Regions from separate parts of the Mus musculus genome. Here regions 1 and 3 are each linked to region 2. A link is a loop called in an ENCODE intact Hi-C map of the cell type or tissue named here. Cell type or tissue: heart. All regions are shown on one strand.

Region 1 (4,000 bases), 66 kb before region 2:
GCTCTGACTTCGATTTTGCAGCATATTTTTCCATTTATGCTGAAATGTGCAACCACTATACAGAATATCTAAGGGTACGTTGTACTGGTTTCCCATTGTTCAGCAACTGCATCTTTGGATTTGCGAATGTCATGTGGATTTTCCTCTAAGGGGTTAATTCAAATCATTGGGGGGGGGGGGTGATTCTCAATCTTTGATGTAAATTAGAAAGCCAGTAGAGCTTTAACAAAAAGTCAGATTGAAAGCAAAGCAAGGGGATCCCCGCCCCCAGCTCCCCAGGGATTCTGCTCCAATCAGTTTGGGTGGGGCCTTGGCATCCAACTCTCTCATCAACTCTGCTGTGTAGCTCGTCAGAACCACTGATTTAAATAATCCAAACAGTCTGCAAATGCCAGCGGTATGCCTGAGCTGTCCTGGTATGCACCTTCCCCAAAAGGCTTCTCTGCCCAGGCTACATCCCTGCCAAGGGGCAGGGAGGACAGGGAGGGCGCGCGGGTTGGGAGGCGAGAGGGGTGGGGGTGGGGGGAGACGAATCTGAAGTTTTAAATGTTACCAGAGGATTAACTAACGAGAATTAAAAGAAAAACAAAAACAGCCATCATGTCAGAGATAGCGATATACCCGCAAAAGTGTAACTAGTTGACTAAGCCCAGGAGATGTGCCCTTGCCTGCAGAAGGAGGCGTCACAGGAAGCCACACCCAGACCTTCTCCTTCCTGGCCTAACAAAGCCACCCACCTCCTGGATGGGTGTAAAAAAACTCGTTTGGCATCTCTTGGGTTGGGATGGCTGTCAAGCCTCCCGGCCAGCTCCCTTGGTCTGTCCTGGCGAACACATCACTAAGAGGCACTTGCATGATCATCTAGTTTCTCACTCTTGATGCGCATTCTCAAAGCACTGAAGCCAGGGGCACAAAACAGCAGAACTGCAGGGTTATATCCGCGCCTTGTGTTTGTTTCAGTTGAATAACCGATAACTGAGTTTTTTGGGTTTTGTTTTGAGTTATTTTAAATGTTCTGTTTCTTTAAATGACTTTTCTTTCACCTTTTATTTATTCACTTATTTTTATTATTGATTGATTTTTCGAGACAGGGTTTCTCTGTGTAGCTTGGCTTCTTTTTAATTCTAGAGGATTCCATATAATGTGTTTTGACTCTCCCCGACTCGTCCCCCACTTCACCTCTTTCTCTCTCCCTTCCTTACCCAACTTTAGCTTTTCTTTTCGCATCAAGTGTGGCCTTCTACTCTTCTTGGACTGGGGCCTACCCTTGAGTATGGTTAATGTACTCTCTTGCCTTCTTGAAGTAGTTGGGCAAATGATTTGAGAGACCAGACAGATTGGTTAATTTTTATTTTAGAACTACAATTGAAGATAAAGAAAAGCATAGATAAGCGAAAAAGAAGAAAGTATAAGCTTAAAGCAAGCAGACCCTGGCAGATCTGTGGATAAGGTTACATTATCCCGACTAAAGGAGTCGAAAGAAAAGAGAAAGAAGCCCAGATCAGAACTGTGATCCTTTTTATAAAAGAGTTGCTAGTTACAACAACTTGAACATTACATTTTTAGAATGAATGTCTTCCCTAAACGTAACCACTAGGTGTTTTAAGCTTAGCTAAGCCAGTGCATTGTTTCACAAAATCCCGGGAAAGTAAATCTATGCTAGATGGCCTGCAAACTGCTGTGACCTTCAGGGAGGGAACAGCCAGACCCTGGGTCACTGGCATGTCTGGTCAGGGCGGGGCTTCTGGCGGGGTCCAACAGCTGGAGCTCGTGCCCAATTGCTGCCAGGCCCCGCCCCTTACGTCAAGGGGGTGGAGCAGCGGGAGATTGGCATTCCGCGGAAGCTCTGTCTGCCTGGAGCCCGGGAGGTCTGAGGAGGGCGGAGAGTCGCCTGCTCCGCTCGGTTTAGGCACCCGCGCTCCGCACGCGGAGCTGGGGAGCTGGGAAGTAGGTATTGTTCTGCTTCTCAATGACAAATGGCTGGCTTGGAAGCGTAACTCTCCCCGCCCTTTGGATCTCTGCTCCGTTCTCTTTTGGCACTTTGGGATCCGAGGTAACACCATGCTGGGATGAGCGGCCCGGGAGGGACAGGTAAGAGAGACGCGGTTGGCCGCCCCCGCCCTGCCTCTGCTCATTTCTCTGTCCAGCTGTGCTTCGGGCTGATGACTTCTTTTCTGTCACTTCTGGTGCGGGACATTGAAAATGGAGAAGAAGCTCTCACACCATTTTCAGTAATTTGATTTCTACAGGACATTACCCTTTTTAGAAAGCTGGGTTTTGTAAAAGAATTGTGCACACACTTGTGCCTTCGCACAGGCACGCACACGTTTGTCATTCCGTTTCGAAATCCAGTAGTTGAAAGCAGCTTTGACTGTCTGCACCGCTCTCCCTGGTAATGAAAAGCTTTGGTAATTTCTTCCAGCGAATAAACCACAGGGTTTGTCCCTAGGGAGGAAAAAGGTAATTTTGTGTTTGTGTTGGAACTTGTGAAACTGTTTGGAAAGGGATGCTAAAAATAATTGAATAAATAAAAAGACGTCCGCATTCTTTCCTGTATACTCCAACTTTGAAGAACTTCGTTGTTATTTGGGGCACACTTCATTTTACATTGTAAAACTTGTTTTATTTCACCATGTCAGTAGTGAAAGATGAGGGCTAGTCAGTGAATTCCTTCAATCTGGAAAATCAGAAGGCCAGTTTGGGACTACATGCCTTTAGAAGGAATATATTCAAAGCACTCTTATTCGGGTGTTTCAGATAAGACTACTAAAATTCCTTATGACCTCCTTTCAAGACAACTGTTGCAGCTGTCCACGTGGGAGAAGATAATTCTATGGACTCAGAGCAAACCTTTAGTTCCAATCAACCTTGAAAGATGGTCCAAGGTGGGCAAGGGCTCCCTGCCAGTGTTACTGTATCCACATTTAAATTGCACTAGGCCTGCTTTTGTGAAAACATACATTTAACAAACAAACAAACAAATCCAACAACAACAACAACAAAACCCTCTTGCTTTCTTTAGAGCAAAAGTGAGGCACATGAACTTCCAAACACAATAGTTAGTTGTGCATAAACTCCAACCCCAAAGATAAGTGAGTCTTACAGCTCTTTATTCTCCTTCAGGCGTACCATATAGACCTCCATCCTATTGACTGTGGGTATCAAGATGAGGTCACACTGTTGAAAGGGTAAACAGAGAAAAGAAAAGAAATTAACACCCCCTAGTTTATGTAACTGTGGGGTGGGGGAAATGGCAAGTACAGCAATCTGAAACAGGATGTGGGGAATTTTTGACCTTCCTGTAACAAAAACTGAATATTCTCATGCGTGGTGGCTACATAACTGATAAGGATGTTATTTATTTTCATTAAGTGGTGGAAAAATGCTTAGAATTTGACTAAAATCTGTTATGAGATTGATAATTCATCTATTGGATGGCCATACCTTTAGAATCAATTTTTAAAGAATGTTTTTAAAAGTTCACATATTAAAGCCTTCATCCCATGTTTGACTTAAGTATCTGATTAAAGTGGAAATCTCCACCCCCGCCCAGCCCCCATGACTCATATTTATTTATTTATTTATTTATTTTTAGTACCCCAGCAGCATCATTGGGGGACCCCAGAAATGTATCAGCGAGGATACCCGTAACAGGTCATCAGTGCTTAAACAAGGGCAGTTTATTACCTGGGGAATGATGTGCTGGGGGCGATCACCACACATTGTTAATAGATATGGCCTGGAGTAGCTCTGCCGGGTCCTTACACACTCACCCCCCCAGCTTCACTCAGAAACAATGATATTCAACATGTGCTATGTATAATAAGAGAGCTTGTGGGAACTCTGCAAGAAAGGGCTGAGATGATACAACCTGTGTGTTCTACATTCTCAGACGAGTTATTTTTATTAAGAGAGCAATTGTAGTTTTCTTCTAACAACTAAACTATACTTACTAATCTAGAAAGTACATATCAGTGCCACACAATAGATCTGTGACGTC
Region 2 (4,000 bases):
CAGCTAGCCACATCGATCTATTAAGCATATTTGGTTCTCCCTATTTTGTCCATTCTGATCTCTTCCCACGTTCAAGTGCATTCAGACCCGAGTTCCACTTCAGTGAGCTAGAGTTCCTTTGTGGTGGGAACAGAGTTGGCATTCTTAGAAAAATGCAAAAGCTAAACACCCCACTCCTAACACAAAGTCAGACCCTGTCACACCCTGCCTGGTCCAAGAGAAGGATTTTGCAACTGTCCTGCAAAGAATTGGGTAAAGTCTTGAATACGTGTTGTCGTCTTAAATCTTTATAACAAACACGCATCTTATTTAGAAGAGACAGATCATGGAGTCATGCCATGTCTTGTTCACACTCAAAGGCTTAGACATCCACTGACAAACAAGAAACTCAAGTGTCCCGAAGTATAGGCTCCACGTCCTTTATTCTGCACCGGCATGTGATCTTCTCTTTCCTGACTCCAACCTAAACTGCACAAACACAACCAACACCTCTTGCGGTCAGCTTGACCCTTACCTTGGAATCACTCAAAGAACTCAAAACTGTCCTGATGGCAGAACCATGTCCCCAGGAATCGCAGGACTGTTGGTCTAGTGCGTGACCTTGACATTGGAGTTCTTCCTGAAAGCCTCCTGAGGAATTTGGAGGAGCTGTCAAGTTCAGAAGAAGTGCCTTGGCATACGGAGATGTGGATTCTGACTGAAGCATCACTAACTACACCAAGAGCACAGCCTCTGAGTTCCGTTCCTTTCTTTACGGGGAGAACAGTCTCATTTACTATCTGTCAAGTACAATAGCCATGCTCCCTTTTAAATACTAATCATTTCCTTATGACGGTGTAAACAGCTTACACGCATGCCTCTTCACCTGCATTTCCATAGGAAAGGAGGCTCTCCGGGCTTAGTGCCTAAATTCATTTGGCAGCAAAGTCAAACCTGATTTGAGGTAACGCTATTTTTAGTATTAATACCCGAATTAGCATGACAATCTGCAAGTTTTTCTATGGAAGTATAAATATGCGTGACTAACGGGTATTACAAAATGGAAAATGTATTGCCGCATTACCGGTGGGGAAACTTGATTCCAAAGAACATCTGGCTGCATCCAGACTAGGATATTATGGACTGACAGTATGAAAGAGCATCCCTAAAGGACACTGTATCTTATGGCCAAATGTTCTTTTAAGAGCCTGCCCTTAACCCTGGGAGTTTCATAGAACAGTAAAATTCAGTACAAGGCTGTGGACCTGAATAAGTGAACCAGCCTTTGAATTTGTTGATAAGAATAGAAGCCAAAAAGAGAATGTGTGTTTGATGAACTCCGTGGTTCTTTATACTGTATGTCTGGTCTGCAGTTTCTATAGGTCAGGACTGAATGGCCCATGGCGAGGATTCATTTAATGACCAAGTGAGTTCTCGCTGGCTCCGGCTTCTGGCAAACCTTGTTTTTCATTTCGATTGCTTTCCAGGTGCTACTGGCATTGAGGATCGTCTGCAGGAGGGGGTCCCTGAGTCTATAGAAGCCCTTCACCAAGCTGGCATCAAGATCTGGATGCTGACAGGGGACAAGCAGGAGACAGCTGTCAACATAGCTTATGCATGCAAACTCCTGGAGCCAGATGACAAGCTCTTCATCCTCAATACACAGAGTCAGGTATGCGTGGTGAGCCAGATGTTCTTCTTAAACTCCAAGCCCATAGGGCCTGAGGAGACGGATGGAGGGAAGGAAAAAGAACAGCCGATCGTCTGTAGTTTCTTGATGTTGTGCTGCTGAGTGACCTGGCTCGTATCTCGGAGGATGCCATAGAGTTTCTAAAGGCCTGATTCAGAGGCATCATGGATGAATACAAGCATTAAAATAAACTTCCTTTTTTAATTTTTCACCCCCTGACTGTATGACTAGGGATTTGTCAAAACAGACAAAAATGAGTATACATGTGAAACCTTGAGACTAGAGCCTACTTCCCTTTTAAGTTGAAGGAAGGAGTAATTTTTTTTTAATGATAAATTTTAAAATTAGGCTCTCAGCACAATCCTGCCCTCTAGTGGTACATTTAGATAGTGCTCCTAAGAGCGTCCAACATTTGTAGAAATAAAGGGGATGGAGTTGTTAAAGCAAGGGAATGACTTGAAATGATTTTGAACCACCTCTCCCCCCCACCCCCTCTCGCGCGCGCACACACACACACACACACCCGTTAAGCATCAGGGTGGATGGACATTTGAATAAGTTACGTGTCACGTGAAATATTTACCACTCCTGACCAAGTAAGTGTCCTTGGAGAGTTACTTGCCCCGTGCGGCCTCTTCCTTGCCTGTCATAGATGGTAACACCCTTGCCCAGAGGTGGTTATGAGCAAAGATGAGGAAATGTCTTCTGTCGGCATTTGTTTAGTGAAGGGCTTCTGCAGAGTTGGGGACTTCCTCTTGCAGATGGTCGCCAACACCAGCAGCACCTAAAAAAATGCTAAATGCCTCAATTTCTATTGAGATTTGGTGAGCATAAAACAAACAAAAGCAACAACAACAACAACAGAAAAGTAATTAGTGTTGTTGAAAGGCTGCCGCTAACCCTGGGACCTGGGTTCGATTCCTGGAACCAACTTGACCACAAATACATGTTATTAAACATTCAAACCATGTGGAAGCCCTTTTAAAAAAGATAAAATAGTAAAATCTTCCTCTCAAAGAAAGCCTATTGACGGGTCAGGCATCCTTCCAGATGGCTCCAAGTCTGCATACATCGGAAACCAAGCACAATGTTGCATGCTTCATGGCCCTGGGGCTCCATGCATTTGTCAGGGGAAGTGCATCCTGTGTCTGTGAGAACAGACATGGTGATCTCTGTCATCATGAGAAGTGGGGCAGAGCATCGCTCAGGTCAGATGTGTCAATCACTCTGTGCTACTAAAGGGAGCTTGGCTTCAAAGGGGACACTTGGTAGGACCTGGAGGTATTTTAGTTGGCACATTTGGGGTAGAATGGATGCTATTAGTTTATGGTTATCAAAGGCCAATGGTAACTGCCAAGTGTCTTGTACTTCCCAGAACAGCACCACACACAATGATTTTTTTTTATAGTTCAAGTATCAATGCTGCCAAGACTGAGGCAGAGTGTTTCATATCTAGGAAATAATGACTATAGCTATAAGTTGGTCAGTCAGCTAGTGCTCACACTGGCATGCCATTAAGCTTCTGATATTCTGTACCAGTTTCCCTTTTAAAAAATTTAAACAAATCTGTGTGTATATATGTGGATGTGGATGTGTGTGAATGTGTATGTGTGTAAGTATGTGTGTATATGTGTGTATGTGTGTAAGTATGTGTGTAAGTATGTGTGTATGTGTATAAGTATGTGTATATGTGTGAATGTGTGTGCATGTGTGTATATGTGTGCATGTGTATATATGTGTATGTGTGTCTGTGTGTGTATGTGTGTATATTGTGTATGTGTGTATATGTATGTGTGTAAATGTGTGTGTATATGTGTAAGTATATGTAGATGTCTGTGTATGTGTGTATATGTGTAAGTATGTGTGTATGTGTGTGTATATGTGCATGTGTGTGTATATGTGTGTATGTGTGTAAGTATGTGTATATGTCAGTGTATGTGTGTGTATGTGTGTGTATGTGTGTATGTGTGTAAGTATGTGTGTATGTAAGTATGTATATATGTGTGAATGTGTGTGTATGTGTGTATATGTGTGAATGTGTATTGTGTAAGTATGTGTGTGCATGTGTGTATATGTGTAAATATGTGTGTATGTGTGTGTGTGTGTATGTGTGTGTATGTGTGTGTGTAAATGTGTGTGTATATGTGTAAGTACGTGTGTATATGTGTGTATATGTGTATGTGTGTGTGTATGTGTGTATGTGTGTAAGTATGTGTATATGTCTGTGTATGTGTGTGTATATGTGTAAGTATGTGTGTAAGTATGTGTGTATGTGTGTATATGTGTGTATATGTGTATGTGTGTATGTGTGTGTATATGTGTGTATGTGTG
Region 3 (4,000 bases), 94 kb before region 2:
ACATGAGAGATTATGTTATATTGACATTGGCTCTAGCATATCAGAGAAGTTATTTATGGACTATTGTTGAAGATAAGGAAGACACTTGGTTTTATCCTCTCTCTATAAACCTAGACAGAGTTAGTCTCCTCTAAAAACCGTTTCCCAGAAATCTATGTATCATTCTATCCCAGTGAATGAGCCTGGTAAATTTAAAATCTCTGTCTTAGTTTTGGGAATTGATATTCAATTAAAGAATGTTAACACTTCCTATTGCCCTAGTTTTTTGTTTTAAAATATTCTTGTACCTTGAGGCCTGCGATCTTGCCTAAAGAGATCTTTGAATAGATACTTTGATTTTTAAAAAGCCTCTGGAGATAGTAATACACATCGGTTATATTTTATATCAGCATAGCACTAAAGAAATCAATTCTAAATGCTCCATAATCGTGCTGTTAAAAACATGTGAGTGATCTGCGATCCTAGCCTTAAGAGGTAACACACCTCATCTCCTAAGGGGTCGTCCTTCTTGGAGATGGCGTGTCAAGGGCTCAGTCAGTCTTTCTGCAATAGTTCTGTGAATATGAGACTACCTTACTCTGTTGTCGCCTCCTTGTGACCACTGCTCCCAGAGCCTCCACATCTGTGAGCTGTTAGGATTCCAGCCAGAGATCCTTAATCAAGGAAGCACTGAAGTCAACCAGGGGCTTTTTGAGTGATTGATTTTTTTTTCCATTCAATCTGCTACACTTCGGGCTTTTTAAGATGCATTATAATTTACATGCCATGCAACCAATCATTTCTAAAATCGTTTGGTGAGGCTGAGTAAACGTATATAATAATGTAATAAAAAAAATTCAACCAGACACTAGGCAGATGCCAACAAGAGCCTGCTTACAGGAGCCTGATATGGCTGTCTCCTGCAAGGCTCTGCCAGTGCCTGGCAAATACAGAAGTGGATGCTCACAGTCATCCATTGGACGGAGCACAAGGTCTCCAATGAAGGAGCCAGAGAAATACCCAGGGAGCTGAAGGGGTTTGAAGCCCCATAGAAGGAACATCAATATGAACTAACCAGTACCCTCAGAGATCCTTGGAACTATACCACCAATCAAAGAAAACACATGGTGGAACTTGTGGCTCTAGTTATATATGTAGCAGAGGATGGCCTAGTCGGTCATCAACGGGAGGAGAGGCCCTTGGTCCTATGAAGGCTCTATGCCCCAGTATAGGAGAATGCCAGACCAGGAATGGGAGTGGGTGGGTTGGGGGAGGGGGAATAGGGGATTTTCAGAGGGGAAACTAGGAAAGGGGATAACATTTGAAATGTAAATTAAAAAGAATCTAGTAAAAAAAGAGAAAAAAATTGAGTTAAATGATGTTGCTGTGTCCTTATGTATGTTGAAGGGCTTTCAGAATAAATTGGATATAGCCGTGCACAGCTGGACTCCTAGAACTTTGGAAGTGGAGTTGGAAGACTCCGTTTTATCTACTGGAAACCTGGTTTCAAAATTAGGAACAATGACCAGATCCCGTTCTCCAGACCAGCCATATTAAACACTGTGTTGTTACTGCGAAACACTGTGTTATTTCCATGTAGATCATTGGTGTTGGTATGCATTGATTTGGACACAACTTTCCAGGAAAGAAAGAAAGAGAGAGAGAGAGAGAGGGGGAGGGAGGGAGGGAGGGAGGGAGGGAGGGAATAAGGGAGGGAGGGAGGGAGAGAGGGAGAGGGAGAGGGAGAGGGAGAGGGAGAGGGAGAGGGAGAGAGAGAGAGAGAGAGAGAGAGAGAGAGAGAAACTGTGGACAGCAAATGTGAATTCTTACCAAAAAATCTGATCAACTCAGACCAGTGAGATCTCAGCTGTGGCTGCCGCCGCCGCCGCCGCAGCAGCAGCAGCAGCAGCAGCAGCAGACCTTGAAGACATTAACACAATGGTGGTTTTCTGATCCCTGGGATTTGCTCCCTATTGTTTACCTAGAATCTTCTCTCCATGGTCTGACATCATTCTCTGTGCACACACATCAGCCTAATGGAGTCAGACAATCCCTGGAGAGTTTTAATCCCTGTCTCATCTGGGTGTCTGTCACCTTTGACTTTCTAGTGTTGTCTGTATTTTACTTGTACTGTGACATGTATATTCTGCTTGCCCTTGTTTTGAGATATCCTTGCAAAGCGGAGACTGTGCCACATTCATTTTAGTAATAAGATGGTGTCTGGCAGGAAGTGGTCTCCCAGTAAGTGCTTGCTGAGTCCGGAAATAGAAGAATTGATTTAATTAAAAAAGAAAGAAAGAAACTCTGAGGAATTTAAGCAGTGATTCACAAGCTGCACTGGGAATTAGAATCAACCAAGGATTTGCAAAATCCTTATGATTATTTCTTCTCTAGACCAATGAAATCGGTTCCTGTGGATGAACCCAGCCCAGCAGCAGTTTGTTTGTTTGTTTGTTTCCATTCTCCAGCTGATTTTTAGTGAGTGGTTGTAATTAAGAACACGGCCTTAAAAGATGCCTTGGTTATCTCATTGATATTCCTCCAGGATTCACGAAATATTTATTTAAGTTGAATTCACTTGAATAAAAAGCTCAGGAATCCAAGTGAATTCACAGCTCATTTAAAAATACACTGAAGCACTGGCCAACTTAAAAATGAGTTATAGTAGCCAGGAAGAGGGCCAGGGTCAGTGGGTAAAGGTGACGGCCGACTGGCAATCTGGAGTTTAATCCTCAGAACCAATACTGTGGAAGAAGAGAACTGACACCTGCAAGTTGTCCTCTGATCTCCACATTCCTGCTAGGTGCACTTGCGCGCGCGCGCGCACACACACACACTATAAATTACTGACCAAGTAAACTTCTTTCTGATATCTCATTTAATGAATCATGATGAAATAAAAACATAAATGTGGGCAAAATAGTTGAAAGTAGCAAAAAAAAAAATTTTCACTAGATAAGACTAAATAAAGGACAACAGCCTGTTCAAGACCACGCGACCGACCGCAAAAGGGGCAAGAATTCTGAAAAAAAAAAAAAAAATCCAGGTCCACCGAAAGGAAAGCCAAGAGAGTTCTGAGTTGGAGTTAGGAGAACAGAGGCCGTTCATGTTTACCAATTGACTTTACCCCCAAAGAAACGTAGGCTTTCACCTGCCTCCGTGACAAAGACAGGGCCCACAGGGCTGCCACCTCCTTTCGTGATTAAATTTCAGAGATGGCTGGGAGACATTTCTAAGCTGTAAAACTGATGAGAGACCTTTTAAAAGGTTTGCATCTCTGAAAGGCTTGGAAAATAAAGTTGCACGTTTGGTGAAGACAAGCTACCAAAATGAAGGTCCGGGGGCCTAAAGGCAAAGAGGAAGTCAAGTCGGAGAAAATGACGGAAACTTGATCAAAGGTCAAGTGAACGGGTGATTATGGAGGTGAGTGGCTCGGCAGCCCCGAAAGGAGTCCAGTGAGTCGCCACGATGATGAGCTTTCAGTCGCCCGGTTAGGGCTTCCAGTTAACCGGAAAAGGAAGCTGGTAGAAGACTTGAGCCACTTCCAGAGATTAGGAAAAAAAAAAAAAAAAAAAGTACCAATTTTCCCTGCCTGTCCTGGCATATAGGAGGACATGAGAGGGGACTTCCTTTTCTCCACTCCTAAAAACGGACGCCCTGGGGCCATGTCTCCACTACCCCTGGGGACATCCACCGTTTACAGTGGCCATGCTCTCTGGCCTAAGGAGTCCTTCTAGGTGCGTAGTATATGGCTGAGAGCCATTCTAAAGTAAGCTCCGCTTCTCTCATCACATATTATACCGAACTCTTATCTCACTGCGGGAAGAACAGCCTATACTTGTTTTGACAAAAAGAATTAACCTACAACTTTTTTTTGGAATTTGGGGAGACTTCTGTCAGTTTCATCCTGGAATTACTGAGGCATTTCTTGCTTTTTTTTTTTTTTTTTGACCCTATATATTTTTGGTTTAATCCATCAACACTGATTTTTACGGTGAAGTTTTCAAGTTTAGTTTTTGGT

The links. Peaks named below come from ENCODE experiments on the same cell type or tissue, not always from the same donor. Only the 100,000 strongest peaks of a DNase experiment are listed, where the experiment ranks them.
Region 1: a loop joins it to region 2, with 3 times the contacts of the local background. A loop is called at or near these places in 2 of 42 quality-filtered maps.
Region 3: it touches region 2 in a loop (7-fold over the local background); 39 of 42 quality-filtered maps call a loop at or near these places.

The regions. Positions count from the first base shown.
Region 1 is chr5:72,201,473-72,205,472 of GRCm38, forward strand. It overlaps the pseudogene Atp10d. Among named protein-coding and RNA genes, the nearest start is that of Commd8, 35 kb to the left of the region's middle. In heart, a CTCF peak has its summit at 1,611; DNase peaks (open chromatin) are centred at 409, 699 and 1,809; H3K4me3 peaks cover 2,029 bases; H3K27ac peaks cover 1,206 bases.
Region 2 is chr5:72,267,806-72,271,805 of GRCm38, forward strand. It overlaps the pseudogene Atp10d. Among named protein-coding and RNA genes, the nearest start is that of Commd8, 100 kb to the left of the region's middle. In heart, CTCF peaks have their summits at 2,038 (motif pointing left) and 2,237; no DNase peak of the experiment used is centred here.
Region 3 is chr5:72,173,681-72,177,680 of GRCm38, forward strand. No RefSeq gene overlaps it. Among named protein-coding and RNA genes, the nearest start is that of Commd8, 7.5 kb to the left of the region's middle. In heart, no CTCF peak of the experiment used is centred here; no DNase peak of the experiment used is centred here; H3K4me3 peaks cover 266 bases; H3K27ac peaks cover 349 bases.